Regions from separate parts of the Homo sapiens genome. Here region 2 is linked to region 1. Evidence: chromatin loops called from intact Hi-C (ENCODE). Cell type or tissue: endothelial cell of umbilical vein. All regions are shown on one strand. Links, peaks and the distances in the headings refer to the core of each region. The heading gives the core; the rest is flanking DNA. Region 1 overlaps MBNL2 (muscleblind like splicing regulator 2). Region 2 overlaps MBNL2 (muscleblind like splicing regulator 2).

Region 1 (15,232 bases), core at 2,749-10,748:
CATTGCAGGCTACAGAGAAATCTTTCATAAAAGGAAGAGTCAATCAATGTGGCAATGTTCATTGTGTTTTAAGAAATTGTATTTTTAAGAAATTACCACAGCCATCACAACTTTCACCAGTCACCACCCTAATCAGTCACCAGCCATCAACATCGAGGCAAGACCTTCCACCAGCAAAAAGATACGACTCACTAAAAGCTCTGACTATTGGTTAGCATCTTTTAAGCAACATTTTAAAATTAAGGTGTGTATATATTCTTCAGACATAATGTTCTTGCACATTTAATAGACCACAGTGTAGTGTAAACATAACTTTTATATGCACTGGGAAACCAAAAAATTCATGTGATTTGTTCTATTGTGATACTCGCTTCATTGCAGTGGTCTGGAACTGAACTTTTACTTGAAGGACTAATATTTCCATTATCAGGGCCTCATTCCATACCTCAGTGACCAAGGATAGCCACTGGGACCCAGGCTGAGTCAATCACAGCATCCTGTCACTGACCACAGGGACAGCCACCAAAATGACCTTTAACTTCTTCCCCTGCCCCAATACCTAATTAGAGCTGGTATAAAAGACACCATTCTCTCTCTTGTCAAAAGATGTAAGAATACATCCCTATAGAGGTCCAAAGCCTTGGTCCTGGGTCTTGTAGAGAAGCTGACCTTAGAGAATGGTGTGGCCATAGTAAGAGAAGCAGGCAGGGGAAAGAAGAGAGTGACCTGTTGGTTCTGAAGTTTCTGAACCCAGGCGTTCCTGAGTCCATCTCTACTAAAAATATAAAATTAGCTAGACATGGTGGCATGCACCTGTGGTCCCAGCTCCTCGGGAGGCTGGCGCATAAGAATCACTTGAACCTGGGAGGCGGAGGCTCCAGTGAGCCAAGATCGCACCACTGCACTCCAACCTGGGTGACTGACAGAGCAAGACTCTGTCTCAAAAAACAAATAAATAAACAAATTTTGTGGAAAAATGTGTTCTTAGTGCCCATCAATCAACACACCAATTAGGATAAGTTGGAGCTGGCCTAAAATAATGATTACAATGAAAAAAAAATTTGCTTCCTATGGGATGAGATCCTCACCAGGTTGATAGTAGAATGGATGTCGCATTGGCAAAATGTGTAAAAGATCTCATTTGTGCTCTGAAAGAATTCCTTTTTTATCAGCCTTAAGTGATCAGTTTACTCTCCTCCTCCCATTCCCAATTATAATGAGTTTCGGAAACTACTCTTTTACTAGAAGAAAAAAAGGGAGAATTTCTCTATTTTATTGACCCTCTTGTGTGGATACATACATCTCCACATATATAGGAATTCACACTCAGCAAAATAAAAAAATATTAGGTCCAATAACATATGAATGAGAAGGACGAGAGGAAAGGACACTAAAGGGACAAGAAAAGGACTCAGAGATTAAACAAAAACAAAAACAGTGATTTAGATGACGAGGCCAGTGCTCAAGGTGTATGGAAATAAGCAGCTCAAATTGGAAAGGTCTCTAGAACCACACACTCCGCACCTGGTGGTGATTACCTCAGGGCAGATGGTGCCTTTCTCGCTGTATCCCTATCACTGATCACAGGTCCATGCCTTAATAAACATTTGCGCAAACAATGTTGAGTAATTGTGAACTTGTTTGTGTGACAGCTACCCTTCCATTTTAATCAGTAATCAGTGTATGAGGTGATGGCTGAGGTGATGGCTGCTAACTAGAACAAAGTGTTTTCAAACTGTACTTTTCATCTCTGCAGTCATAGCTCTCCTTCTTGAGGGAGGACTGGCCACTGAGTCCTTCATGCCCTCTGGACCCGATTAACTATTTCTATCATGTCACTGAGGAGCATGTTATTGCTCTCAGTTACTAACTCCAAACTCCTTGAGGGCAAGGAAACCTGACTGATTTATTTATTCTACCCAGCAAGTGCCTGATGCATGGTCTCATAAAATTTTTTGAAAGAATGAATGCATAGTGCCTATCACATATTAACATAGACTTCTGATAAGCCAGAGAGCTCACATGAAAACAAATTAATTAGAAACTTCTGCAACCTAATGCAGAAGTTCTCAAGCTTTGCGATGCATTGGAATCACCTGGGAGCTTTTAAAAACTGCCACTGTCGCCAGGTATGGTAGCTCGCACCTGTAATCCCAACACATTGGGAGGTAAAGGTGTGAGAATTGCTTGATCCCAGGAGTTTTGAGACTAGCCTGGACAACATGGTGAGACCCTGTCTCTACAAAAAAAATTAGAACTTAGATGGGCATGTTCCCAGCTACTCAGGAGGCTGAGGTGGGAGGATCACTTGAGCCCAGGAGTTTAAAGCTACAGTGACCCATGATCATTCCACTGCACTCCAGCCTGGGTGACAGAGACCTTGTCTTAAAAAAAAAAAAAAAAAAAAAATCCCACTGCCCAGACCACACCAGACCAACTAAATAAGAAAATAAGAAACTTCAGGGAAAGGGACAGATGTCAGGTCAGACCCTTCAGGTTGTTCCAAAATGTAGCCAAGTTTGATAAGCAATGTCTAGGCAGGTGCTTCTCAAATGTTAATGTGCATACAAAACACCTGGGAGATGTTTTACAACTTAAATTCTGATTCCCTGAGGTCTGGGGTGAGGCTGAGGATTCTGGAGGCTCCACAGGCTTCTAGGTGATCCTAATAATGGTGCATCTGGTCTCTAAGGGACAGTTAGGCTCTCCGAGATTCTGAGCAGGCTCCCAGGCGATGATAATGATGATGTACTGCTGGTCTCTAATGACAGTAGGGTGACTCAGGGAAGCAAGCCTAGGTCACAGGTCTTTTTTTCTTTCTGCACCAGCCAGGATGGCTCCACTTTCATCTGTTTCATGCATTGCTATTCTGCATAAAACCTCATTGAGATGGGGAATCTGACCAGCATTGCCCTTGTAATAAGTGAAAGAAGAGGAGAAAATGGGAGTAGCGAAAAGCCAAATCACTCTCTGGGCTTCTCTTAGGCCACAGATGTCCTCCGTGGCTGCTCCAAGGAGCTGGGTGCCTCCTCGTGCTCAGGTGCAGAAATGCACCTTTCTTTCCCCTCTCCGAAGCGGTGCCCACCTTCATGTTCATTACAAGGCCCCTGAGCCTCTCTTAAAAAGACCCTAAGTGAGCACACTCAATCTCCGCCACCCTAGGAGGGGGAACGGAGCTCAGGGACCCCAGGACTTTCCCTGCACCTGAGGGATTTACTTATTGTGCTGAAGGGGGGCAGGAGGGGAAAACAAAACAAAACAAAAAGGGGGAAAACAACAGCAAAACTTAGGCAGCGGAGCAGCAGGAATAGCAGCCTTCCATGTTTCCCGAGTGTTTGGAAGAACATCCAAGTCCCAGCCCGGAGCGGCCTCCGCAGAGGCGCCGGGGTGCAGGGGCGGCGGGCGGCCGCACTTACCATGACTGTGGCCGCGGCCGCGGCTGCCTGGGCGGCCACCGCAGCTTGGTTGGCTTGGTGCTGCGCAGCTTTGATTTTGGCCTGCAAGTGTGCAGGAGGGTGAAAATATTTGCATTTCTCCCTCATGCAACGCCCCTTTATGTAATCCATACAAACGGTTACGGTGTTGTCACTTGTGTCGATCATGGTGCTGTCTGCGGGGTGTGCAAAGCGGCAGTCGGTCTCTCCCCGGGCACAGTTTCCTCGCTGGAACTCCCTGCATACCTAAGACAGGGAAGAAGAGCCGCGCTGCAGAGGCAAGCCTGAGCCCAGGCGCCCCTGCGGCCCCGGCCACCGCGGGAGGAGCGGAGGCTGCCTCGCTTTCAATGGTGGCTCATGTACCACTGACAAGAAAAGATTGATTATGCGGAGCCCAGGTAACCACAATCTCTGACACAGTCATTTGAGTTTTGTTTTACCGCCTTTTCTAGGGTGAAAATCTATATTGAGAAAATAATACGAAATCTGCAGTTCAGCTAAAATAACAAAGGAAAAGCAACAAGGCCTCCATTGTCCCTGGGTAGCATATTATGCAGCTGTCTATCGATCTGTCTGTCTGTCTATCCATCCATCCATATATCTATCATCTATCTATTTATCCATGCATCCATTCCTTCATCTATCATCTACCATCAATCAATCTATCCAATCATCTATCCACCTGTTCATTCATCCATCATCTATTATCTATCATCTATCAATCTATCCCTCTATTATCTATTATCCATCTATCTATCCATCCACCCATCCATCTATCCATCCATCCATCCATCCATCCATCCATCTATTATCTGTTAATCTATCATTATTTTTAATGGTAAAAACTGCAATTACTTTTGCACCAACCTAATATTATCTATCATCTATCTACCTACCTACCATCTATCTATCCGTCCATCCAGCCAGCCATTCATTCATCCATCTATCATCTATCCATCCAGCCATCCATCATCTATCATCTACTGATCTATCTAAAATCTATCAATTAATTAATCATCTATCTAATCTAGTTACCTACCTATCTATATACCTGCTTACCTACCTATAATCTATCTATTTAATCTGTCAATCACCTATAATCTATCTACCTCTCTCTATATCTTCAATCACCTACTTGTATGACAATTCTGACAATGCTATAGGTTTTTTTTTGTGTGTGTGGAGGGATAATTTCACCTATATCAAGCTACCAGGTCATAGCTGTACAAAAAGAATCAGAGAAAATGACGACAAACTTGTTCCTCCTCTCTCTAAGGGGGTGGGGTGGGGTGGGGTGGGGGGAATCTGAACACTCCTGTTTCCCACTCCTTCTCTCCTGCTCTACAAAGATAACATAATCATAAATCAGAAGAACAATATCTAAGACACCAAAATTTTCATTTTTAAGGTCACTATACTATTTTTGACAGCACAGAAAAGAAAAAAAAGACAAAAGGAGAGAAATACGGCAAGAGATATAGAGAAAGAAAAATGGAGGGAAATAGTTTATTTTAAAAATTCTTTAATGCTAAATTATCCTGAAATCTCAAGTAACTAGGATTCTCTATCCCCTGAGAATTCTGGTGGATCAAGATTTTACTGTATGAAAAAATATTTCTTTAGAATTTGAAGAGTATTCTTAATTATGCCCTGCATATAGATAACATAAAATAGCATAAATAACATATGCATGTTGCTTATATAATTCTTCTCTGCTCATAAATATTAGCAGGAAATAATTATGAGTAGAATCGTAAGTTATTTATTTTTAGGCTCCAATTCCAAAGTGGATATGTAAATGATCATCACGCTGATCATTAGTGATGTTATATGAAGGGCCCCTGACATGAAATTCAAGTATTGTGGAAGTCAGACATACTTAGGAAATACTGTTTCACTGACCAGTGACCAGGCCAGCTTGAAGGTAGATAGCATAAATCACCAGATTGTTAATTGTTTCCTCCTACTTTGGATATTAGCCAACATTCTAACTTTAGTTCATAAAATGCGCAAAATAAATCACTAAGATGTTCCCACGGATTCTGAGCAAGCCTTCCTCCATCAATGGAATGACTTCTGTCTGATAGCATCATAGGTGTGGACCAGCCATCAGGCTCCTACCAAGGTGCTTTGTGTGCAGCTGACTTCATTCCTGGTTTGAAATGAACCAAAAGCCGCTCTGCTAAAATCATTGTGATTCATTTTTACATGTCTTTGTCTACCAGCCCTGTTGAGAAGGACAATTTGTTCCCAATTCCACTGATTTAATTTGTTTTCTAAAGTACAGTCACATACTGAACACAAAAGCTCCGTGGGTCCAGCAGGTGGAGCCCAAAACACTTTTCCAGTCCTGTGAAAGGTCTATTCAGTAATTGACAAGGGTAGGCTGGATCTTTTCAAAATAGTAACAATTAGAGTTTCCATTCTCTTCATCTGGGCATCCAGATTGAAACTAAGTGAAAAAATAAATATCTTCTAAAATATTTGCAGTTTGAAATTCTGAGTTTTAAAACTTGCACAGGTTATTAGGCAGCCACATTTTATTGCCTTCAAGGTTTATTGGGTTAATATTTAAACAAATGCACATTGAAAGAACATTCTCTAATAATCCCACTAACAGAAAGCACTGTGTACGTCCTAACCAGATGCATCACCTAACACCTTTAATCAGTAATGGAATTAAAGGAGCTCTCTGAAAAATCTATGAGAATCTTTATACACCCTTATGAAATGCTGTAGTGAATATCATAGGGATATAGCAGTAAGATACATAGATGAGTTCTACAGCTCTGATTAAAGAGAAATTTTACCCAACAAAGTACAGGAGGTTTGGTTTGATTCATAACTTAAGAACGATGTTTTTTATATATAGGAACTTGTTTTCTTGAATGTTATAGAACAATTGAAGTTAAAGAAAATATCTCAATTAATAACTAAATTTACGGGCTGGGCGCGGTGGCTCACGCCTGTAATCCCAGCACTTTGGGAGGCCGAGGCTGGCGGATCACCTGAGGTTGGGAGTTCGAGACCAGCCTGACCAACATGGAGAAACCCTGTCTCTACTAAAAATACAAAATTGGCCAGGCGTGGTGGCGCATGCCTATAATCCCAGCTACTTGGGAGGCTGAGGCAGGAGAATCACTTGAACCCGGGCAGAGGAGGTTGTGGTGAGCCAAGATTGCACCATTGCACTCCAGCCTGGGCAACAAGAGCGAAACTACGTCTCAAAACCAAACCAAACAAAACAAAAAACTAAATTTACTCATCCTCCAATTTCCCCTGTTTAGCAACAACACAATCAGAACTAATATGCCAGAACACACTAGAGCAGCCATGCTTGTTCTTGAGACATTGAAATATGATCATACCAATTGGTAAATAGTTGTAGTCCCACTTACTCCCACCAGTGTCCCTGAGTGTCCTCGGCTGCCCTGGTTGCTGGGCTCCTGATCCACCAGTTTCCAGAACTTTCCAGGGTCTTGCAAGGATTACACCTTGACATGAGGAGGCCTTCAGGACCTGGAGCCATCTCTATGGGCTGCATCATGATTGAGTCACTGTTCCATTGATTGTTTAATATTTTTCCCTTAAACGCATATTCCATGCAGCTGATTTTTGTGTTAAAACTAGTCTTTTCCATAGACTAATTTCCTTTATACTTGGCCTTAACTTCAAACCACAGAGTTATGAATACATGGGTTTTAGGTGAGTTTGTGTGTGTGTGTTTACATGGCTGTTTTGCAAGACTGAATTAATATCTTACAAGCAATCACTTACACAGAAGTATATTTCTACCACAAATGCATGTCAAAACACAAGTAGAATTGAAGTACCTCCAGTTTGTCAGTCCTGAGAAGTTTCTGAGTTGCAGTTGAGCCCGGGACAGTGACCGGTGGACTTCCGGGAACAATAACAGGCGTGGTGGGCAGAATTTCCGTTGGGACCAACCCAACTCCAGGGGTTACAGGTGCTAGGTAAGGAGCAAAGCTAATAGCCGTATTTGTCCCTATCGCGGGACCTACAGGGAAAGTGGGCTGTTAAAGGAAGACAACACAGGAGAAAGAGTTATTTAGAATAAAACTTTAAAAAATTACCAGCAAATGTCATTTGAGCAAAATGTATTCATCATATACTCTGTGTTAATTGTATAGCTCAATGCTGACCTATAATAAAAATGACATCCATGTAGACCCTCTCTTCCCCAAACCATACAGAAATATGAGAGAACATCATAAAAAACCTCTAGTTACAGGAACTAGATTAAGCTTTTGTCCCTATGAAAGTGTTCTCAACAAAAGAAAATAATTTCAACTCTAATTACTCAACATTCCAAACTATTAAATGTTATAACACTAAGGTAGTAAAAGCTATAGAATACTGACTAATAATCTTTGATTTATTCTACATGTTTCTCAAAGGGAGAGGAGTCACAAAACCCTTTGATTACAGCCTGATTTTCAAGTTGGCCAAGTCTATGCATTCTCAAACAGTGGGGTTACTTGGAATTTTATTTTGTCCAGACTCACCAGTATGTTTCCGTATTCCATCACTAGCATGTATATTCCCAAAATTCAAATGTAGTTTTCAAATAAACCTACGATTTTTTGCTGTAGTTCAACTACATCTAGATCCAGTCAGTCTTCCCTTCCTGAAAGGTTTTCTGGAAGAGCTTTTTAATCAAACAATATTGTGATTGGCCATTAAAAGTTGGTTTGGTTTCCTAGGTCACAAAATCAACACAGCAGTGACAAGAGCATACAGAATCTTATTAAATTTGTTCTCTGTCCCTATATTCCTCATCTAGGAATAAGAAGAAATATGCTAGTGGGTTGAGGTGATGATTATTTTTAAAAGCTCCACCTAATAATATGTAAATAATTCTGCCTTTTAGAAAGTAAATAATGTACATTTAAGAGAACAAACCTTGTTAAGTAATTTAAAATTCTAAAGATTTTTCTTAGAATAAATTGTACACCAAATTGGACCTGAATGCTTCTTTTCATTTGTTTGGTTGGTTGTTAATTATAGATGATTTTTAACCTATTTGATTTCAATTTGCAATTACATATTAATGCAGTCTTTTAACACTGAACTTAACTGTTGCTTGTCACACTTTTAACATTGAACTATGCTGTGTCATGCTTGTTCTCTGTTTCTACATTGTGGGTGACATTCTTCTTGTCTATTTATGACCCTGGATGGATTATTTAACATATGGGAAAAATGACAACCTATGTTTAATAAACATACTTTTTCTTTATAGCAGTAACAGAAAAATATCTCTTATGAAAAGTCATTATAGAAAAGAGTAAATTATTGATAGTTTGTGCAGGCAGTTATCAGACAGGCAGGAAAGCCTATTTTCAAAGTGGCTAGAAGGGGTGGTTCTAATGGTCTTAGAGGGGTCCTGGCTCAGTACTCCCACAAGATGCTGTTAGATCTCTATGGCTCAGACGTAAAATCCACTTTGGGAGAAAGTTGCAATATGAGGTCTGAATGTGGGAAATAGATGGCAGTTAGAATTTTTTTCTTCCTCTACTGTCAACAAATGTTTATATGTGTATGTTACTCACTGAGTCATAATTATAGAAAGTTATGATTTTCAGTAACTGTAGCTTTTATAATTTAGTACTACTGGAGAAAAAGCCAAGTGATTTAAATGGTTTACGGACTATGTAATGTTAGGATTTTTAAAAAGAATCAATTCTGAAAGGTCATAAATCACAGCACATCAGTGATTCAGTGGACTAGCTCTGTCAGAAATGCCTGGGGGAGATTTTACAAATAGTGATTAAATTCTGACCCAGTAGATCTAGGCTGAGACCTTGATACTTGAATTTTAGAAATTTTACTAAATGATCTGATGCATGGCCAAATTTGGGGAGCATTGTCATATGTGAGGAGTAAAAATAGTATTAAAAAACTTGCACTAAATGTGTAATTTAACCCAGAGACTATCAACGTAAACATTTAGATAAAAGAGCCCTCCCCCATACTGCCATTTTTATTTTCTCTGGAAGCAAATTCTCAACCCTCCCAGCCCACAGATCATTTGATGCTAGATCATTTGAAGCTAGGGTTAGTGTGGTACCATAAATACGGGTTGTACTTTGCTTTGTCGATAGGATTGAGAACCTCAAAACTCATTTCCCAAAACCATTTTGGATATCGACAAATCTATTCCAATTAGGTAACTTTTGTCTTCAAAAATATATGTCACTTGTTCATCTGATTTCATAGTCTAAAATCAATGTCCCAGTATGTTTTATTGATGATGGCAATAACACAGTTCACAGAGAAATAGTAATATTTTAAAGTAAAACCATAGATTTTAGACTCAGAGAGGCCTGAATTCAAACCTAGCACTCTGACACTTACTACTCATTAACCTGGGGAGGAAATTAACCTCCCTGGGCTTTAATTTTCTTATCTGCAATGAGTAAGTGAAACTACTTAGCTGAAAGGGTTGGGCAGAACAAGGCGCTATTGCACTCCCATTTCCCATGGTCAGAACTCAGTAAAAAGCAGCTCTCATTAATACTGTAAAAATCAATGTCCATCAAGGTTTTTTTGGCCTCAAATTATCTAACAGTTCTGCAACAGGGATGTAATGAGCATAGCAGTATAGTAAGGGTATAAAAGTGAGTAAAAATATAGCAACAAATTTCCCTTTCCTTTTGAAATGTGGACTGAAAAAAATATTTTCTGTCACGTGAAACTGAAAGTTGCAAGTTCATAGGCCTTACGAAGACAGACGCAGTTGGATATGTTCCTTTTTGATGTAGCATGTTTTTCATTGAAGTTGATTAGTTAAAAAATACAGTTACGGTGATTTGCAGAGAGGCTCACTCCGTGTTAATATTATTGTGGATAATAATGCTTTACATCTGTGAAAGGTTCTGGTAGTTCTCAAGGCATTCTCACACTTGTCTTCTTTAATCTTCTCAAATCCATGAGAAGCAAGTGCGGCAGCAAGAATTGCTCAGCCTTCCAGGTGAAAACAATTTAGAGGAGAGCCACTAAATGGATAACCCAAGGTCAATGCTGCAAGGCAAAGTCAAGGCAGAACACCCGGGACTCCTGGCTCCTAGTCTGAGGCCATGTCCACTCTTCTGCGATTACTAGATTTTGTTGGTTATTTCTTAAAACAAAAGAGGAAAAACAACGCCCCCCCCGCCCACACACAAATCAGTTGCCCGTATGTTTCTGGAGAGAATGCAGAGAGCGTTTGGTGGAGAGTTGCACAGGAACACGACCCACAGCCAGCCTGGGCCTTCTACAGACAGGAGGTGTGAGGTGTGGGGCCTGCTGCCTTGGAAAAGTGGTTCTCAGATCCTGAATTCAAATTAAACTCCCGAGGTAGAATCTCGGCCAACAACGGATCCCGGTGTCTGAGTTTGGTTCTCAGCTGGCGGCTGAGAAAAGAGAAGGGCAGCACCTTCCAATGATTCTGTTCCTGGAAGCGCACCAACTACAGCTTGGGAGAATTAGCCCTACAGTTTCTGCAGAAGTGCTGTTGCCAGGCTGTCTGAGACAGGATCCATTTGGTCCACGTCATCTCTCAGCTCAAAGCCACAGCTAAAAAGGCCAGAGGACAAGATTCGCGGGAAGCCTTCTTGAAGAAAATCGCTTCTGAAATGCTGGTCTTGCGATTTCCTGCCCCTGTTCTCTACTCCACCTTCCCGTGTTCCTCTCCGCAGTCTTCCATGCCCTGCTTTCCCTCCCAGGACATCAGGTCCAGGTTCAAAGATGACAAACACACCCACACACACTCACACACACAACACACTCATATACACAACACATACTCATACACATTCACAACACACTCCCATACACTCACACACACAACACACTCATATACACAATACATACTCATACACATTCACAGCACACTCCCATACACTCAACACACGTACACTCACACACAACACACTCATATACACACTAGCACACATATATACACTCACTACACACCTGCATGCACACATATACACACTTGCACATATACACTAACTACACATTCATACTTACGTACTCAACACACTCTCACGCAAACATGCACATTCTTTGCTATTTTGTAGCAGCAAGGGGGCTTAGCCAAGGGTAATGGCCAAGTGGCCCGAGGTATTTCATGGCTCAAAAGTGCAGTCAGTAGGCGAGAATGCCGTCGTCCCACTCGTTTAGAATGCGTCTGCTTTAAAGGGTACGTGCCTGGCACTCACGCTAAAAGGCTGACACACGGCGTCTCCTAAGCCTCCTCCCTCTACTGCCAGAAGCAGCTCCGGAGGGCACAAGACTCATGCAAGACTTGTCCCTCGTGGTTCTTCCACCTCCATCCTCCTAAAGGTCGCTCACACTTGCTTCTTTATCTTGAGTGCACATATGAAGGCGGTGCGCGCTCTGGGAAGGGAAGGAGGGAAGAATTCCTGTCCTATTCTATCAGGAATTGGGGAGAGAAAAGCTGCTAGGAGGAATAAATGAAGGGGACTTTTCAAACACTGTGAATTTGAGACAGAAGGGTTGTCAGGGGAGAGAAAGGCTTGAATTTTCATTCCCTTAATAAATATTTATTGGTGCAGACATGGTGCCAGAACACTGTGTACATTGATTGAACTGAAGCCCTAATGAGAAAGAAGAAAACAAACAAAATTACAGTTCATTTGTATGGATAAGCAAAGAAGGAGGAGGGCTCGCTGGTAGAGAATGCTGGGGGTTGCATGTGGGTTACAGGGGTGGACCTGGAGTCCTTATGAATGAGGTGAGTTAATGTGTGAAAAGCACTAAGACATGGACAGGCCAGCAGAGGCAGAGGCTGGGACACACACGAGCTGTGTGTGTTCACCCAGCAATGTAGGCAGGGTCGTGACCAGATCACAGAAGCCATAGGTCATGATCAAGGTCAGAGTTTCGGCTTTGTCCCAGTAAGATGGAAAAGCATGGAGGGGCACATAAGGGAGTGACAGGATGCTATTTATGTTTTAAAAAGATTCCTCTGGTTGTTGTCTGTGGGATATAATGGAGTAAAGCAAGAGTGGATATTGATAGATTAGGAAGTAAATGCTTTTATGATATTTTGATAAAAGGTTGATGGTGGCTTAGATGAGGGAGCTGAGAAACAGGGGAGTGGATGGGGTTCAGGGCAGATATGACAGGACTTGCTGTTGAACTGGATGTCAGTGAGCCACCTATACTCTACTAGGTCACTGATTCATTTCTGAGACTGAATTAATTTGTTTCTAGAGTTGATAATTTTTAAACATGTCACAATTTTTATTCTAATACTTCCAGTGATTTCAGGAAAGAGTCTGCTAGGTTTTGGTTTTCGATTGCCAGTTGATAGTACCATTTATTAAAATGGGAAGAATTTGATTTTGAACGGGTCAAGTTCCTTTAAGAAATTTAAAGGTGAGGCCAGTAGAAAGGTGGATATGTGAGCCTGGGGCTCAGAGGAGAGGTTGGGCTGGATGCATACTTTTGGGGGTCCTCAGTCTATAGATGATTGACAGACACAGGAATGGATGAGACCACAAGGGAGAGGACAGATGGAAAGAAATATCCAGCTCTTGGAACCTCAACATATGGAAGAGGAAAATGGTGGGCAAAGGAGACGGAGGAAGGAGTGTTTAACAAAGGAGAGATTCATCACATGACTTGAGCACCGCTGAGAGGTAGAAGAAATTGTCTTAGTCCATTCTGGCTGCTTATAATAAAATATCATAAGCTGGGTGGCTTACAAACAACTGAATTGAATTTCTCACAGTTTTGGAAGCTGGAACCCCCCAAATCAAGGTGCCCGCAGATTTGATGTCTGATGAGGACCAGCTCCCTGGTTCATAGACAGTGCCTTCTTGCTGTGTCCGCACATGGCAGGAGGGTGAGGGGTCTCTCCCATGTCTTTTCTTATAAGGGCACTGATTCCATTCATGAGGGCTCCACCCTCAGGATCTAGTCGCCTCCCCATAGGCCCTTAGAGGTTAGGACTCAACGTGAATTTTGGTGGGACACAAACATTCAGACCACAGCAACAATAAAGGCAAAAAGTGACCGTTGGTTTGGTAATATGGAGGACACTGGTGAGAGACTGCAGGGGAATGGGTTCAGGAGTGGACAGAAGAAGGAGGGAATGAAGAAATATCCACAGTACTGTAAAGAAGTTTAGTTTATGAGACCTAAAATGGAATGATACTTGACTCTCTTTATCAATTGACTTGTCTTATGCAGTTTTTGCATCTATTAGTTTCCGGTAACTGCTGTAAACAGCTATAAATTACTATAAACCCATTGGCTTAGAATAACACACATTTATCCCTTTATAGTCCTGGAGGCCAGAAGTTCCAAATCGGTTTCACTGGGCCAAAATCAAGGTGTTGGTAGGACTGCCCTCCCTCCAGAGGCTCTAGGGGAGAATCCATTTCTTGACTCTTCCATCTTCTGGTGGTTGCTGGCATTCCTCTGCTGTGGCCACATCAATCCAATCTGCCTCTGTGGTCACACTGCCTTGCTCCTCTTCTGTCAGTGCTAACTCTCCCTCTCTCTTATATGAGCGTCTCTTATAAGGACGCTTGCAACTGCATTCAATCCAGGAGGGTCTCCCCATCTCAAGATTCTTAATTTAATCCCATCTGTCAAGCCCCTGATTCCTTATAAGGTGACATTTATAGGTTCCAGGTACCTCCGAGAGCCATTATTCAGCCACGTATACTCTACTAGGTCACTAATTCATTTCTGAGACTGAATTAATTTGTTTGTAGAGTTGGTAATTTTTAAACATGTCACAGTTTTTATTCTAATACTTCCAGTGATTTAAAAACCTCTATTAAAATATTTAAGTGTAATATTCATTTTTCATAGAGAAATGGTGATTATGAGCTTCTAATTAATATTTGAGACAATAATAACCATAACTTTCAAAAAAAGTTCAACTAATAGTTAACAGCAGGGATGGGATTCTCTCGTTAACACGGCCACCAGTGAGTACCAGGGTCAGTCTTTATTAATTCTAAATAGATAGGATGTGTATGAGTCAAATAAGTGAGACACATAATGTGGTGGTATTATGTTGACTTTGCTGGCTCTAAATTTATTGCTATAGACATTATTTAATATGTATAACTAAATTATTTTAGCATTTAGGTAATTTAATAAAATAGTTTATATGTGAGCATCAATAAAGAGAGAACCATAAATTATACATGTGTGTAGTTTAAACAGAACCACTTAAATGCCTATTTTGGGGATTAAATATATTCAGAACTCTATCTGCGTCTAGTCCTTAATCTGGGCGAATTCTTACTCACCCTTTACAAGAGGCTTATTTGAGACTTCCTCCAGGCAGGCTTTCCTTGTCCAGTCTCGTCATTTCCTGTGCTTGAATCTTACTTTGCCCTTTTCTTGTGTCTGTCTATCCCCAAAACACTGTATCTTATTTATCTTGGAGCCCTCTGCACCTGGCATTTCTTTTACTCTGGGCAGAGCTGGTTCCTGGCTACTCTGTACAGAAGCCTGGAGACAAGCAGAATGGCTGACAACCTGCCGGAATTCTCTACTCTCCTTTGGGCAGGCCCTGCCCTCCACACCCCATCTCACAGGGAACACAACAAGAAAATCAAATTTGCTGGTAGCCATCCCTCCTAATTTAGTAGGTTTCAGTCATGCAGACTTTTCCTACAATAAAGGGATTTTTATACAAAAGCCTTTTGTGCACATACTTTTTAGAAACAAACACATTTCACTCACTGCCTTTCTTTAAAAAAAAAAAAAAGAGCTTGTTTCTGACAAATAATTCACAAATGTAA
Region 2 (15,232 bases), core at 4,012-12,011, 74 kb after region 1:
ATTGATGTAGATTACAGATCTAATTTGTCAAAATTTTACCCTTAAAAGACTTTTGTTGGGTCAGAAATACATTTTCCTGCTTTGAGTGTATTGACAAAATTTCCCTTTAAGATATATTAAAACTTAAATATAAGTTTGAAGTCTTACAAAATTATAAATTTTGACTTATGTCTTATGAGACATAATTTTTTACTTAAGACAAAATTATCCCAAAGGACAACTCAGTCTCTTTAACACCCAAGAATAGGCTAGGGTCACTATTTTGTAAACTAACAGCTCTATAATTTCTCAAGTCATATGTCAAGAGCATTGATAAACAATTTTCTTAACTGTTTGGTAACCTTGCTGAAGTCTTGCAGAGATGTAAACACTGAGCTCTTTTAACCTATGTGCCTTACTTATTGCTCCTGAAAACAATATTATTATGCCTGTAGGAACGCCCTAGACAATCTCAGATTCATAATGTTAGGGCTGAATACACCCCCCAGCATTAGCGGTTAACTCATGCCACTTCTAGATCTTTCATTAAATTCTCTCCATCCTCCTAACTCCACCCAACTCAGTATATGACTCAGATGCCTTGAATCTCCAAAAACATTTCTTGAAACAGTCTGTTGGAAACCAGCTTTCTTCTATGGACTCCATAGAAATGTTTTTGCTGTCTGTTCCTCCCACAAGGCATGTGTCCCCTTCTTGCATTGTAGATACTTGCTGATATGCTGAATTGTCCCTGCCAGACAGTAAGCTCATCAAAGGTGCCATCTGAATCACTTTAGTTTCTTTTGTCATATAACTCACATGAAGTAGATTCTCAAGTATTGAGTATTGAGCGTGTACTTAATAATTTCTGTTAGCCATGACACATTTTCAGAAAAGCGTTTTAGGAAGTACTCGGTCAAAGGAAAAAAAAAAAAGCCATAAGAATAGAAAACTCTTCAAGAGCTAAGCCAGAATAACTGGCACTTAAAAGTGACACATTCAATTTCTTCACCTTTATATAACCTCCAGAAGATCAAATGTTGATAAAATATTTATCTTCAGTTGTCACAAGCCAGACTTTGATTTAAAACTCTTGGGTACATGAATGTCATGCCAGACCAGAAATACATCATCATGTATTTTTAATTTAAACATGGGTATGTAAAAAATTTATATATGCCTGATATGAAAAAATTTGAGTGAAAAATCTCCCAACAGTCACCACAAACAAGAAAATAGAATCTAAAAGCAATTTTTAAACTTCTGTAAAAATGCAATGAAAAGCCTTCTGTTTGCAATTCCAATGTGGTATTGAAATGACACATAAAACGCATTCTCTTACCTTTAGGGAATCAAAGCAGGCAATTACTCTTCCATTTTCAACCTGACAACTTTTGGGGGGATGAGCAAATTTGCATTCTTCATCAGAGCGTGAGCATGTTCCTCTTTGAAACTGTCTGCAGACTTCTAATGTCAGCCATTTTGTATCTCTGACTGGGGCAACGTTCAAAGCCATGGTGATAAAGTAATTTGGGCTGTTTGTTTCTGTTAAATGATGAAATCAATCCAAGTTCTAATGATTCCAAAACTACTGTTGTGAAAACTCCCACATGTAAGTCTGAAGGTGAGTGATAAATTGCTTAGTGAAGTCCAATCCAAGGAACAGGATGATGAGAGAGTGTATGGACAGGCAATCACTCATCAATCAATATGTCCCACTTAAAGATGGTAGGCCGCAATAAAAGCATGCTCAGTGTCATCTCTGGCTTTCAACGTCCGAGTCTCTTGACTGTTTTGCAGATACAGCTGTTATTAATAAAGTGACTTCAATATCATGGCACTCCTTGGGAGAATATTTAATGCTGACGCTCACAGCTATTGACGATGTTGGAAAATAAGACACTCAGATGTTCATATTTTAGCAGGATGTTTTTCTTTCCCCTTTTTAAATTCTGAAATTAAGCAATTGGCAAAGTCAGACAACTGAGGTATCTTCATCCACTCATAAGGTCAGGGTAAAGTGTACTTGACAGAAGAGTGGGATGTGAATACAAAGAAAGCTCCCAAGCTGCAGTTTTCCAGCAAAAGTGACTTCACACAGGCACTTTTAAATGATAAACCTGCAAAACAGAAATGAAATATTAACCTTTACACAAACTCAATGGAATCACCACTTCAACGAACTATTGAACTCTTATCTAGAATTTGCAAAAGCACAGTTTAGAGCTTTGAGCTTTGAGTATAGTGAGAAAAGTTATGCATTAAATAAAAAAAAGAATATGCAACGGAAACCGTATTGCAGAATTGTCTAGGCAGCAGTCCAAAAGTTAGGAATGACTCAAACAGATGAGTGTGGCAGACACAATAATTAGGCCTTCTGAAACAATCCCATCTAATGTGCTTAATCGCCAAAACAGTGTATTAGGACTGTGGCTTCCAATTAATTTCACATTTAGGCCATTGATTTTATTGTTGGGAATGCTATAAACAATTATTTGGGATGTGTCCCTCCTATGTAATAAAGATATTGTCATTTTGAATGAAGTGTGGGCTCTTTCTTCTTTATGTTCTTCCTAGTTTACAGAGATGTGGACTTGGAGATGGGTAGGTAGGATCCTCTTGATATTTTTTCTCAGGTATCTTAATACTTCCTCTCCACCATGACTTACCTAATGTTTATCTTCCTATTTACACTGCAACATTCACAGGGCAAAGACTATTCTTTGTAGTTTTCATTTCTGTATTCCCAGTGCCTTAGTCTACGGCGTATATTAGACCCTCAAGAAATATTTATTGACCAATTTAACTGATGACTAAGTGCAGGAATGTAAATTAGTTTTAGTTGAGTTCAGTTTAGTTTTTAACTGAGTCATAATCTAAAAACGCTCTGTAGTATGGAATGCTGGAGTTAAAACACATGGCTACAACAAAAATATAGTCAGTAAGTTCAGATGTCTAAAATAAGCACCTTCAGTTTCTTTTAACTTTTTCAAGGGTTATGAAATCATTAAACATTAAATTCCAGTTACTGGGACAAGCATGAATAAAGGACTAAAGTCCAGAAGTTGATTATTTTCATAAATAGGATATGCCACAAATGACCTTACATACCTGCTGAGCCTTGATGTCTTTCTAAAAAATTTATACCTAAGAAGAACTTAATGAAGACTGGAAGTAGATTATTTTAAATTGGCAGGTAACAAATAAGTTCAGAGAGCAATAATTTTTTTTTTTTTGAAATGGAGTCTTTCTCTGTCACCCACACTGGACCCTGTCACCCAGGCTAGAGTGCAGTAGCATGAACTCGGCTCACTGCAACCTCTGCCTCCTGGGTTCAAGCAGTTCTTGTGCCTCAGCCTCCTGAGTAGCTGAGACTACAGGTGTCTGACACCACGCCTGGCTAATTTTTGTATTTTTAGTAGAGACAGGGTTTCATGGTTTCACCATGTTGACCAGGCTGGTTTCGAACTCTTGACCTCAGGTGATCTGCCCACCTCAACCTTCCAAAGTGCTGGGATTACAGGCGTGAGCCACCGTGCCCGGCCCAATAATTTTTAAGTGGTTCACAAGTGTTCCCTTAAAAAGTATGACCCCAAATCAATTAAGTTTATTTAACTCTGGGTAAATCAAGCCAGACGAGCTTCCTTGCATTAGGGCTTTTTAAGTTTTTTAATTTTTTTTCTTTTTTTTGAGACGGAGTTTCACTCTTGTTGCCCAGGCTGGAGTGCAGTGGTGTGATCTTGGGTCACTGCAACCTCTGCCTCCTGAGTTCAAGTGATTCTCCTGCCTCAGCTTCCCGAGTAGCTGGGATTACTGGTGCCCACCACCATGCCCAGATAATTTTTGTATTTTTAGTAGAGGTGGGGTTTCACCATCTTGGCCAGGCTGTTTTCAAACTCCTCACCTCAGGTGATCCACCCATCTTGGCCTCCCAAAATGTTGAGACAACAGACGTGAGCCACCGCGTCCGGCCTGCAATAGGGCTTTTCTTGGCTGCTGTGTCTGATGGGTCCCTTATAAGGGAGAAGCCTCAATGGTGTCTCAAGCTTATCTGATGATGGAACATTTATTTAAGCAGGACATCTCTTGGGACTGGTGGGAATTGCTACTTCATCCCAATAATTCTTTTACATTTTAATAAAAGTGTTTGCATGAGTTATAATTGCATGCACATTTAAGGAAGTTGGCAATCTTGAAAGCTATGACACATAGCAAACTTCAATTATAAAATATTTGAGGGGTCCAGGCAGGCTCCTGCATGTCTGTTTGGCAACGCTGCATTCACAGAAGCTAATATCAGCTAGCCTAAGCTAGGGAGCTTAAGAAGATGAGTTTAATAACCAAATTTAATATGGGTTGGGTTTCATAGACCAGCCTGGACTTGTATCTTTATTACCTCAACCTGCACCTCTAGCTCCCATGGAGAACAAAGGATGAGGAAAGCAAAGGACAAGGACATATTTCTGCCTGCATCAAGGGAGATGAGGCACCAATGACAAGGATATTTCAAATGATGGGCTGAACACACTTAGTGTTTGAAAAATATTACGTAGAGTCCCCAAGTCCTCAGTACCAGGACCCAAGGTAGATGCTCAACCTCAAAGGCAGCAGAGTCTCTCCCAAGGGCTCCCATGGAGGAAAAGAAAGAGGTAAACATAGGTACTGTTGCATAGATGGCAAGAATAATTACTCAGATGTTCCTAAAAGTTCTCCAGGAGCTATGCTTCCAATGCAGTTCAGTGAATGCTGTACATTTTTATTCATACTTATAGGTAAGAAGCCTTTTTCATTCCCCCTGGAAGAAATATATATTTTTTCCCCCTGGGAGAATTTCCATTTCAACTTACTATGAAAATCCCACCAGAATTCAGATGATCAGACTCTACCAAGATACACTTGCTTAAAATTAAGTATTTATTTGAATTGACAAAAACTGTATAGGATTATTATATACAAATGATATTTTGAAATACGTATGCATTGTAGAATAGCTAAATTGAGCTAATTAACATATGCATACTTAGCATTTTTTAGTTGTGAGAACACTTAGAACCTCTAAGTGAGATCACACCCTATTTGTCTTTAAGATAAACTTGCTTTTAAAAGCAGGGATGGCCTGCCTTACACCTTATACAAAAATTAACTCAAGATGGATTAAAGACTTAAATTTAAAACCCAAACCATAAAAAACCCTAGAAGAAAACCTAGGCAATACCATTCAGGACATAGGCATGCAGAAAGACTTCATGACCAAAAGCAATTGCAACAAAAGCCAAAATTGATAAATGGGATCTAATTAAACTAAAGAGCTTCTGCACAGCGAAAGAAACTATCATTAGAGTGAACGGGCAACCTACAGAATGGGAGAAAATTTTTGCAACCCACCCATTTGACAAAGGTCTAATATCCAGAATTTACAAGGAACTTAAACAAATTTACAAGAAAAAAACAAACAATCCCATCAAAAACTGATATGAACATACAAAGGATATGAAAAGGGCAATGGATATGAACAGACACTTCTCAAAAGAAGACATTTACGCAGCCAACAAACATGAAAAAAAACTCAACATCACTGATCATCAGAGAAATGCAAATCAAAACCACAATGAGATACCATCTCATGCCAGTCAGAATGGTGATTATTAAAAAGTCAGGAAACAATAGATGCTGGCGAGGCTGTGGAGAAATAGGAATGCTTTTATACTGTTGGTGGGAATGTAAATTAGTTCAACCATTGTGGAAGACAGTATGGTGATTCCTCAAGGATCTAGAACCAGAAACACCATTTGACCCAAAAATCTCATTACTGGGTATATATACCCAAAGGAATATAAATCATTCTACTGTAAAGACACATGCACACCTATGTTTATTGCAGCACTATTTACAATAGCAAAGACATGAAATCAACCCAAATGCCCATCAATAATAGGCTGGATAAAGAAAATGTGGTACATATACAACATGGAATACTATGCAGCGGAATGAGATCATGTCCTTTGCAGGGACATGGATAAAGCTGGAAGCTATCATCCTCATTAAACTAACACAGGAACAGAAAACCAAATACGGCATGTTCTCACTCATAAGTAGAAGTTAAACACTGAGAACACATGGACACAGAGAGGGGAACATCACATACGAGAGCCTGCTGGGGGTTTACGGGGTGAGGGGAGGGAACTTAGAGGACAGGTCAATAGGTGCAGCAAACCACCGTGGCACACGTATACCTATGTGACACACCTGCACATTCTGCACATGTATCCTGTTTTTTTTTGTTTTGTTTTTTGTTTGTTTTTTTTTAGAAATAAATAAATAAATAAATCTTAAAAAGTGGAGTAGGCTGGGTGCAGTGGCTCACGCCTGTCATCCTAGCACTTTGGGAGGCCAAGATGGGCAGATCACTTGAGGCCAGGAGTTTGATACCAGCCTGGCCAACATGGCGAAACCCTGTCTCTACTAAAAATACAAAAATTAGCCTGGCACACGCCTGTAATCCCAGCTACTTGGGAGGCTGAGGCATGAGAATTGCTTGAACCTAGGAGGTGGAGATTGCAGTGAGCTCGCGCCACTGCACTCCAGCCTGGGCAACACAGAGAGCCTCTGTCTCAAAAAAAAAAAACAAAAAAAAAAAAACAAAAAAGAGCAGGTGTACCCAAGCTTTCTGATGGCCAGAGTCACTTGTACAGCAAAGATGTTTCAGAAGGAAAGAGGTGTGCATTATATCACAGGTACAACATACTGTTATCATAGCCTCTCATGAATCCACTCTTTCTCCCAGCTTGTTCTCTGTTCCTTTCCAAAAAGCTATACGGCTACTGTTAGCATAGGCACCTGTACCAAGGAGTGGGTACAGGCAGGCAGATGTGGGGAAAAGGGAGAGAGCCACTTGAGCTAGGTTAGATGGTTCTACCAAAGATAAGAGCAATGGAGGGTAAGGATGGGCTAGACCACATTTCAGCATGGCCATCAAGAGACGGGACTGAGAGATATGCCAACATATAGATGTAATAGAATATTGGACTTACTAGCCTGCCAGTTGCTGAGAGGAAGGGGCATGTGTTAGACTGTGCTGTTCAAGGCAGAAATCACCAGCAACATATCAATCAAGCACCTGAATTGTGGCTAGTGAAACTGAGAAACTAAATTTTAAATTTTTATTTATTCTTAATGAATTTAAATTTTAAAAACTCACCCTTGATTCAGTCATTGGAAAACTTTTTAGTGTGATTAGACCAAGTTGAGTATATAAATTTACTTTTTTAATTTTAAATTTTATGAAACCTACATACAGATGGAGTACTGCCAATGAAAATTTAGCATCCAAATTCAGATGTGCTCCAAGTAGAAAATACACACTGAATTCAAAAATACATGCCTTGTAAGAAAAAAAAGAATGTGAAAATATCTTATTAAGATTGTTTCATAGTTATTACATACTGAATTAATATTTTTAATATATTGGGTTAAATATTAAAATTGATCTCACCTGCTTCCTTTTCCCACTCAAAAATTCATAATTGTCTAAGTAGCTCACATTCTATTGCTACTGACGGTGCTGTCTCAAGGGCTTTTGCATTTCTTCTATTAGTCAACAGAACTTCCAGGGTGATAGAAAGTCCTAAGAACTAGCTTCCAGCCTTCACTTTGCCAAGGTATCTCGTCACATAACCTTGGGCAAGTCAATTTCTTTGAGACCCACCTTCTTCATCTAAATGTCGATAATAGTTCCTGCCTGTATGTACATGGTTGCTGCCATGAAAGACAGATTATAGTGGAAATATAAAAGTATTCTGTGATTTTTAAAAGTTACTATACCAATCTGTATTAACAAAATCTACTTTCAGGCTTCCTCTCTCTCTACGATAGTTCCATATGATGACCAGGATTAGACCTGGTGTAGATCTGCTCCAGCCACAGAGTCTGAGAGCAGGGAGGTGCCTAGAGATCAATGGTCTGACTGCATAGCAGTACCTGGACCTCTTATCTGGAGAAGGCTTCACTTCTCACACCGCCTTTATTTTGCAACCAAAGGGAGCCTCAGAGAGGTTTTTCCAAGTGTCACTACAAAAACCTTAAGCCCGCTTTCTTCCTCCAGCTGCTGTTCACCCAAAAGTGAAGGGAACACCTCTGGGGCCAACAGTCACCCTGGGTGGGAAGCAGGGTTGGAATACTCTGGTAGCACCAATGGGAGCCTGCTTCCCTGAGGGCACGGTGGAAATGCAGCTGCTTTTCCATTCACAGTGCCCTGGATGAGCAGGGAGGAAGGGGTGGCATTTCAAGTTCATCTGCCCAGAGGTGCCCCTGTTAATAATGTCTGGAGAGGGCACCTCCAGACGTTCCACAATTTTGGAAATTAGGAAAATTTCCATCAAGATTCCATGTATAACGGCATTGCCCCATTATATGCAGGGCACCCTTAGCCTTTCCCAGAAGTTTCTAGGCTGCACTGGGAACAGGGTCTCTGCCCACATTATTTTCCAGTTTTGTGTAAGTCTCTCTCACTGGTGTGTTTTAGCTTCCATTTCTTTCACTTCTTTTGACTTTTTTGGTTGTATTTCCAATGTCCCAAACAATCCTACCCTAATTAGCTCCTTCCAGTGCAGAACCTAGGCAATGTTTGGGAGTAGTTGCCCCCGATTATTTCTCTGGCAGGCCCTCTCCTTTTTCTCCTCAGGCATTTAGAAACTTCCTGCCTTTCTAAGCCACCTCCTGGAAAAGGATATGAGCTTGCCAGGAAGGTTCAGCTGAGCCACCCTCCGGCAGGCCCTCCTCACGGGCCTGCATCCGGAACAGCGCCCCCTCCTTCGTCCTTTCCCTTTTGACACCCTCTCCTACAGCCCATCTTTAATACTGCCTGGTCATTATTTTTAAATAGGTATCATTATTCCTTAATTCACAAGAACTGTAAATACTGATTTCTCCATCTGCCTCCCCACAGTGTAAACTCCTACAGGGTTTGCCTCAGGTATCTGATAGACTTTGCCTATTATTTTTGAATCCCCAGAGTTCAGTTCAGTGCCTGGTATGCAGAATATACTGGACAAATGTTTGTTGAATGAGCTCCTGATCCTCCTCCAAGGAATATTTGCATTTTAATAAGAACCAAAGTCTAAGCTAAAGGACTAATGCTCTGAATGGGGAATTCCAGTATTATCTGTAGGAAAATTCCAGCAGATGCCACTGGCTTACCCTGCGGCTGCCAGGTAGGTTGAGGCTGGGAGCTGCCCCAGGGATGCACACCGTGAGCCTCAATGCCCAGATCTTTAGTCCAGCGGTTTTTAAAGTGTTGTGCCTGGGCCAGCAGCAGCAGCATCCGCTGGGATCTTGTTAGGAATGCACACTCTCGGCCCGGCGCAGTGGCTCACACCTGTAATCCCAGCGTTTGGGAGGCCGAGGCAGATGGATCATTTGAAGTCAGGAGTTCCAGACCAGCCTGGAAAGCATGGTGAAACCCCATGTCTACAAAAAATAGAAAAAAATTTAGCCGGGCGTGCATGGTGGCGCACGCCTGTAATCCCAGCTATTCAGGAGGCTGAGACATGAGAATCACTTGAACCCAGGAGGCAGAGGTTGCAGTGAGCCAAGATCGTGCCACTGCACTCTAGCCTGGATGACAAGAGCGACGCTGTCTCAAAAGAAAGAAAGGAAGGAAGGAAGGAAGGAAGGAAGGAAAGAAAAAAGAAAAGCACACTCTTAGGCCCCACCACCAAGGTCCTGGATCAGATACCCTGACAACGAGGACGAGCAATCTGTGTTTTAACAAGCCATCCAGGGGGCGGCTGATGCAGGCTCAAGCTTGAAAACCCCTGTCGGAAGCATTCCTTGCCTTCTGTGTGCCAGGCATCCTGCTGCTTGCTGAAAAGAACAAAGATGTCCACCTGGAGTTACCTGCAGGCTTTTGAGTTCACTGATTTCCCTAGAAACAATTGTAAGAGTGCTGGCCGGGCTGCCCCCAGCGGCTGTTTCTGATCAATAAAAACAAAACAACAAAACAGCCAGACTCACAGAAAACACCTGAGAGATTTGTTTCAGCTAAGACTTCCTTCTGTGAGAATTAGGAAAGACAATGACCCATAGCCTTCTAGAGGGGGTGGGTGCGGCCTTGTTTTACGGACACTTGCCTGAGAGAGGACCACTTTAAAGGGACTAGTGGCCTGATGACCAGCAGCTCAGCCATCAGAAGGAGCTGCTTTGTAGTGCCCCATCCTCTCCAGAAGGCGTGTGATTTAAGGAATATCCAGGTTCACTGCTTGACTCATCTTTAAAGAAAAGGCAAGACTGAAGTTCGAGAAGAAAGAAACGAGGTTCTGTAGTATTTCCTGAAATGCCAAAGGATGTGCCGTTCAACTGTACAAAATAATCCCAAGCTATTTTTAGGGTCTTTACTTACATGACACTTCATTTTTCAAAATGTATTTAAGAACTCTTCTAAGTGTTAGATTTTCAGAAAGCATTCACTTTTGACTGTATAAAAGAACTTGCCGCTCACATTCTTTTGCAGCTGCTAAGTTATGCAGGGTGAGTCTGGAAAGCCTGGCTTTTCACTCTGCAAGGAGGCGACCTCCCTCCATTCCACGCCTCTCAGACAAGCTGGGGCTGTGGACCCCAGGTGTCTCCTCCGTGCCATTGCTTTCTAGATAGTTTGTACATTTTTTAAGGGAAAAACATCAGTCATGTCCAATGTTGAGACTGAGATTGATCAAAATTTCAGACCACCTTAAGGGAAATAATTCTGCAGCACACAGTTCCTCCAGTTTACTTTCGGGTCATCTATGATATTTTAGCTGCCTGCCAGACATCGGCCTCCTAGGGAGCTGATTAAAGGATCTTTGCAAAACAAGCCTATTTCTGAGTCAGACAGTCAAGAACTCATTATCCATTAAGTAATTTATAGGATGCCTTTAATTCTTTTTATATAAATCTAATTACAAGAAAGAAACCTTGTCTCCTTGACTCTCCTATTTCTAATTTTCGGAATCTCTGAGTTTCCTATTTTTAATTTTTAAATTCTTAAAATATATATTTTTAAAAAATAATGTTTCCTTCCTGTGAGTGGCTCAATGTTGGAGCGTCCCCACTCTATTTCTGGAGACTAATTTAAAATAGCTCTCAATGTGCTCTCTCTGTTGATCGATGACTTGGCCGCATCCTAAGCCTATCAGATGCAGACGCCTGGGCGGAGAGGGCCCTGGAGGAGCTGCCAGCTGAAGGACTGGGGCTGAGAGCCACTTGATCTCCAGAAGGAGGGTGTAAGACTGCCCTGTAATCACAGCCTCGGAGAAGAGGCTCCTAACTGGGGCCTGCCCATAGGAAGCTCAGTGAACCAAGGGAAACACAGATGTGAATGAGATGCAAATGCAAGTGAATAGAGAACTCGATTGACTTCGCAAAGAAAAACATTGAGGCAGGTAGCAAAAGAGATTTCTTTTAATGGTTTTTCTTTTAGATACCTTTAAATTGGTTTTGTTTTAATTAATTAATTAATTTATTTATTTATTTTTCGTGAGATGAAGTCTTGCTCTGTTGCCTAGGCTGGAGTGCAGTGGCACAATCTCGGCTCACTGCAACCTCCGCCTCCCAGGTTCAAGTGATTCTCCTGCCTCGGCCCCCCAAGTAGTTGGGATTACAGGCACCTGCCACCAAGCCTGGCTAATTTTCATATTTTTAGTAGAGAAGGGGCTTCACCATGTTGGCCAGGCTGGTCTCAAACTTCTGACCTCAAGTCATCCACCCACCTCGGCCTCCCAAAGTGCTGGGATTACAAGGGTGAGCCACCGTGCCCGGCCTAATTTATTGAAAATATAAATAAAATGGTGCCTTGAATGTTCTGCTTGGTTGAAGGACAAGACCAGCTTTTCTAACCTGGACTCTACTCTCTCTGCCTCTGAATAGCTGTGTGATGTCACCTGCTCTATCTGAGCTTCATTTTCCTTGTTTTTCTTCAAAGGGATAGTAACACTTAAGCCATAAATACATGCACTGCAACCAAAATATATTTAGTAGTATACTATCAATAATCTCTATGTGGTACCTAATCTGTATCAACATTAGTTCTTGAGACATCCACATGCATGTACACACACACGCACACACAAAAATGACAGGTGGAAATAACTTTTTTACTAAAAGTTATTTTCTCCAAAGTCAACGAAGTATAAGTAAAAGAAAGTAGAAAGGCTCTTTCTCTGAAGGTAGGTACAAGCTATGAAGTCCTGCCTAGCATGTGAGTTGGACACGCCCTTGATAGACTGTCTTCTAAAACTAACTCCAAACTTTCATTCTTTCTAACTAGAGAAAGAACCGTGTCTGACAATGATATCTTCATTTTACATGGTATTTTGTCCTCTGGAACATACTTTCAGATATATTAATATAAGGGAAATAAAACATAGGGTTACCCAAGGCCATTCAATGACTCAGATAAGCCAACCTTTGTTTTATGATAAAAATAACAAAAGGAGAAATTTCCAACTTTTTTTTCATGTATCTTATGTCTTAAAGTACAAGTGAAAAAGTCATAAAATCCAGGGCTCATTTTAACATGCAAAAATTTCCAATCTCTTTTCATTGCCATTTCCAGGAATGGGTAGAGAAAGAAATCACATCCTCAATTCAAAGAGTGAAAATTTCTAAATATATTCTTGAAACTACAGCCAGATGTAATCTATTCAACACGTATTTGTATTCAAATTATGTTTTTCACTGCATCTGTGTTTTCTATCCAAATATTTATAATTCAGTTAGGAGATGCTCTTATTAGAAATAAAAGCAATTGTATTAGAGACCATTGAAAACTGCATTGCACTTACCGGTTTCCTGGATGTCCAGGAACCAATGGCTGTAGCCAGACAGAACAATGATCGATCTGTCAGCTGAAATCTAGCCCTGAATTCCCAGAGAACTCTTTGTTAGAACTTCCATTTCCTTCCCCGGCCATAGCCTTGGGTGGACAGAACCACTTTCAGCTGACCTTTGTCTTTTTCTCTCTCTCCAGTGACCAGCCTAATGGCCATTTCATTGGCCTGTACACCTACCTATAAATACTAATAACCCCTTTTTTGACAAAATGTTTGTAACACAACTTTTATTATCACCAAATGAAAATCATAGTGTAACCAACAGACACACTTTAAAAACAAAATCAATATATTGCCATAACTATAAATACTGTAATTTACATATCAACAGAAAGCTACTTTATACAATAAATAATATGTATTTTAAAATTTTGATGCTAAGGCACAAGCATATTAGAAGACAGAATGAAGTGTCAGAAGCTGTCACCTGTTTGTTTGCAGCACTGTAATGAATGTAACGGGTACAAATGTAGACTGACACAGGTTTGATAAAAGGCATGGCTTATCAAATTGCTGAATAATTTCTGATGAAGTTCCTAACAAGTTAAATAATAATCTTCTCTGCCGGGCACAGTGGCTCAAGCCTGTAATCCCAGCACTTTGGGAGGCCGAGGCGGGTGGATCACAAGGTTAGGAGATGGAGACCATCCTGGCTAACACGGTGAAACTCCATCTCTACTAAAAATACAAAAAATTAGCTGGGCGTGGTGGCGGGAACCTGTAGTCCCAGCTACTCGGGAGGCTGAGGCAGGAGAATGGCATGAGGTCCCGAGCCCCAGCTACTCGGGAGGCAGAGGTTGCAGTGAGTCGAGATTGCATCAGTGCACTCCCGCCTGGGTGACAGAGCGAGACTCCATCTCAAAAAAAAAAAAAAAGAAAAAGAATAATCTTCTCTCAGTTTACACAGTTGTTGCATTCTTGAAAAATTCGATTATACTACAACTGTCTAATAATTAAAAAAATAAAAGTAAGGCTGGGCACAGTGCCTCACACCTGTAATCCGAGCACTTTCGGAGGCCGAGGCGGGCAGATCACCTGAGGTCAGGAGTTCGAGACCATCTTGGCCAACATGATGAAATCCCGTCTCTACTAAAAATACAAAAATTAACTGGGTGTGGTAGTGCACACCTGTAATCCCAGCTACTTGGGAGGCTGAGGCAGAAGAATCACTTGAACCCAGGAGGCAGAGCTTGCAGTGAGCAGAGATAGCACCACCGCACTCCAGCCTGGGTGACAGAGTAAGACTCCGTCTCAATAAATAACAACAGAGGTACAGGCTGGTTCCTCGCTCCAAGGGAGTCACGTCCATTGCAAGACATCAAAATCCTGTACTCCTGTCCATTAAATTCCAGAGATGCCCCCCAGGCATTTGGACAATTTTTTTAAAAATGGTCCTTTAAGTTTCCACCATGTCCCTCAGGGTAGTGTGGTCCTCATTATGAATAGTGACATAGGGGCTTTGTCTGCCTAAGTATCACTAAGTAGGCCCAGGTGTAACACATCAGCATAGTTAGTATAGTAGACAGTGGGGAACACTGGCAGGATCTTGACAAGATTCCCAGCTGGAGGAAGCTCTTTCTGGAAGCACCACCTAGGATACATTAGAATTGAAAAGGTTGGCAGGGGAGGGGAAATTGGTTAAAGGTTACAGCCATGGTAGAGCAGAAAGGTCAAAAATTACACTGCAGTGGTGAGAACAAAACGGAGGTGTTACTGCTGAGGTCAATTCATTAGAAGCAAATTCATCTTTGGGGATTGGGAATGAGGCGTGTAGGAAATAGATGGATCAAAACGGACTTCAAGGTCGAGCGTGGCAGCTCAAGCCTGTAATCCCAGCACTTTGGGAGGCCGAGGCGAGTGGATCACCCGACCTCAGGAGTTCAAGACCAGCCTGGGCAACGTGGTGAAACTACTCTACCAAAAAAATAAAATAAAATAAATTTTAAAAGAAGCAAAAATTAGCTTGGCGTGGTGATGCATGCCTGTAATCCCAGCTACTTGGGAGGCGGAAGCAGGAGAATTGCTTGAACCCAGGAGGCAGAGGTTGCAGTGAGCTGAGATCGTGCCACTGCACTCCAGTCTGGGGACAGAGCGAGATTCTGTCTCAAAAAAAATTATTAAAAAAAAAAGCGAGGGAGGACTTCAAAATGTGGGTCCTGTGTGTGCAGAAGGACATCAAAGCTCTGCCCAGGAGAAAGCAGAAGGCAGCTAGAAACGGGTATAGAAGTGATGGGCATGGATCCAGAGTTGGAGTTCATGGCCATGGAAATGACTGCTAAAACCATGGAATGGCAAAAATAAGAGAGGGAGAAGGGATTTATTTGTATACATCTAGGACAGAAAACAGGAAGGCTTGGACTGGATCAAGAACAGTTTCTTTAGTGATTTGG

What was found. Hi-C counts contacts between places; a loop is a spot of excess contacts. Peaks named below come from ENCODE experiments on the same cell type or tissue, not always from the same donor. Only the 100,000 strongest peaks of a DNase experiment are listed, where the experiment ranks them.
Region 2: a loop joins it to region 1, with 3 times the contacts of the local background. A loop is called at or near these places in 16 of 110 quality-filtered maps.

What each region holds. Positions count from the first base shown.
Region 1 is chr13:97,335,252-97,350,483 of GRCh38, reverse strand. MBNL2 (muscleblind like splicing regulator 2) reads right to left here. Exons shown (of 9, transcript NM_001382683.1): 4 at 7,268-7,468; 5 at 3,417-3,680. Among named protein-coding and RNA genes, the nearest start is that of RAP2A, 91 kb to the left of the region's middle. In endothelial cell of umbilical vein, for the core only: a CTCF peak has its summit at 5,766 (motif pointing right); DNase peaks (open chromatin) are centred at 5,453 and 5,753; H3K27ac peaks cover 819 bases.
Region 2 is chr13:97,262,499-97,277,730 of GRCh38, reverse strand. It overlaps MBNL2 (muscleblind like splicing regulator 2), which reads right to left. Exons shown (of 9, transcript NM_001382683.1): 2 at 1,322-2,099. The coding sequence starts at 1,495. All of the region lies in intron 3 of LOC101927385 (a long non-coding RNA gene), which reads left to right. Among named protein-coding and RNA genes, the nearest start is that of MBNL2, 48 kb to the right of the region's middle. In endothelial cell of umbilical vein, for the core only: a CTCF peak has its summit at 8,773; a DNase peak (open chromatin) is centred at 8,780; H3K27ac peaks cover 4,121 bases.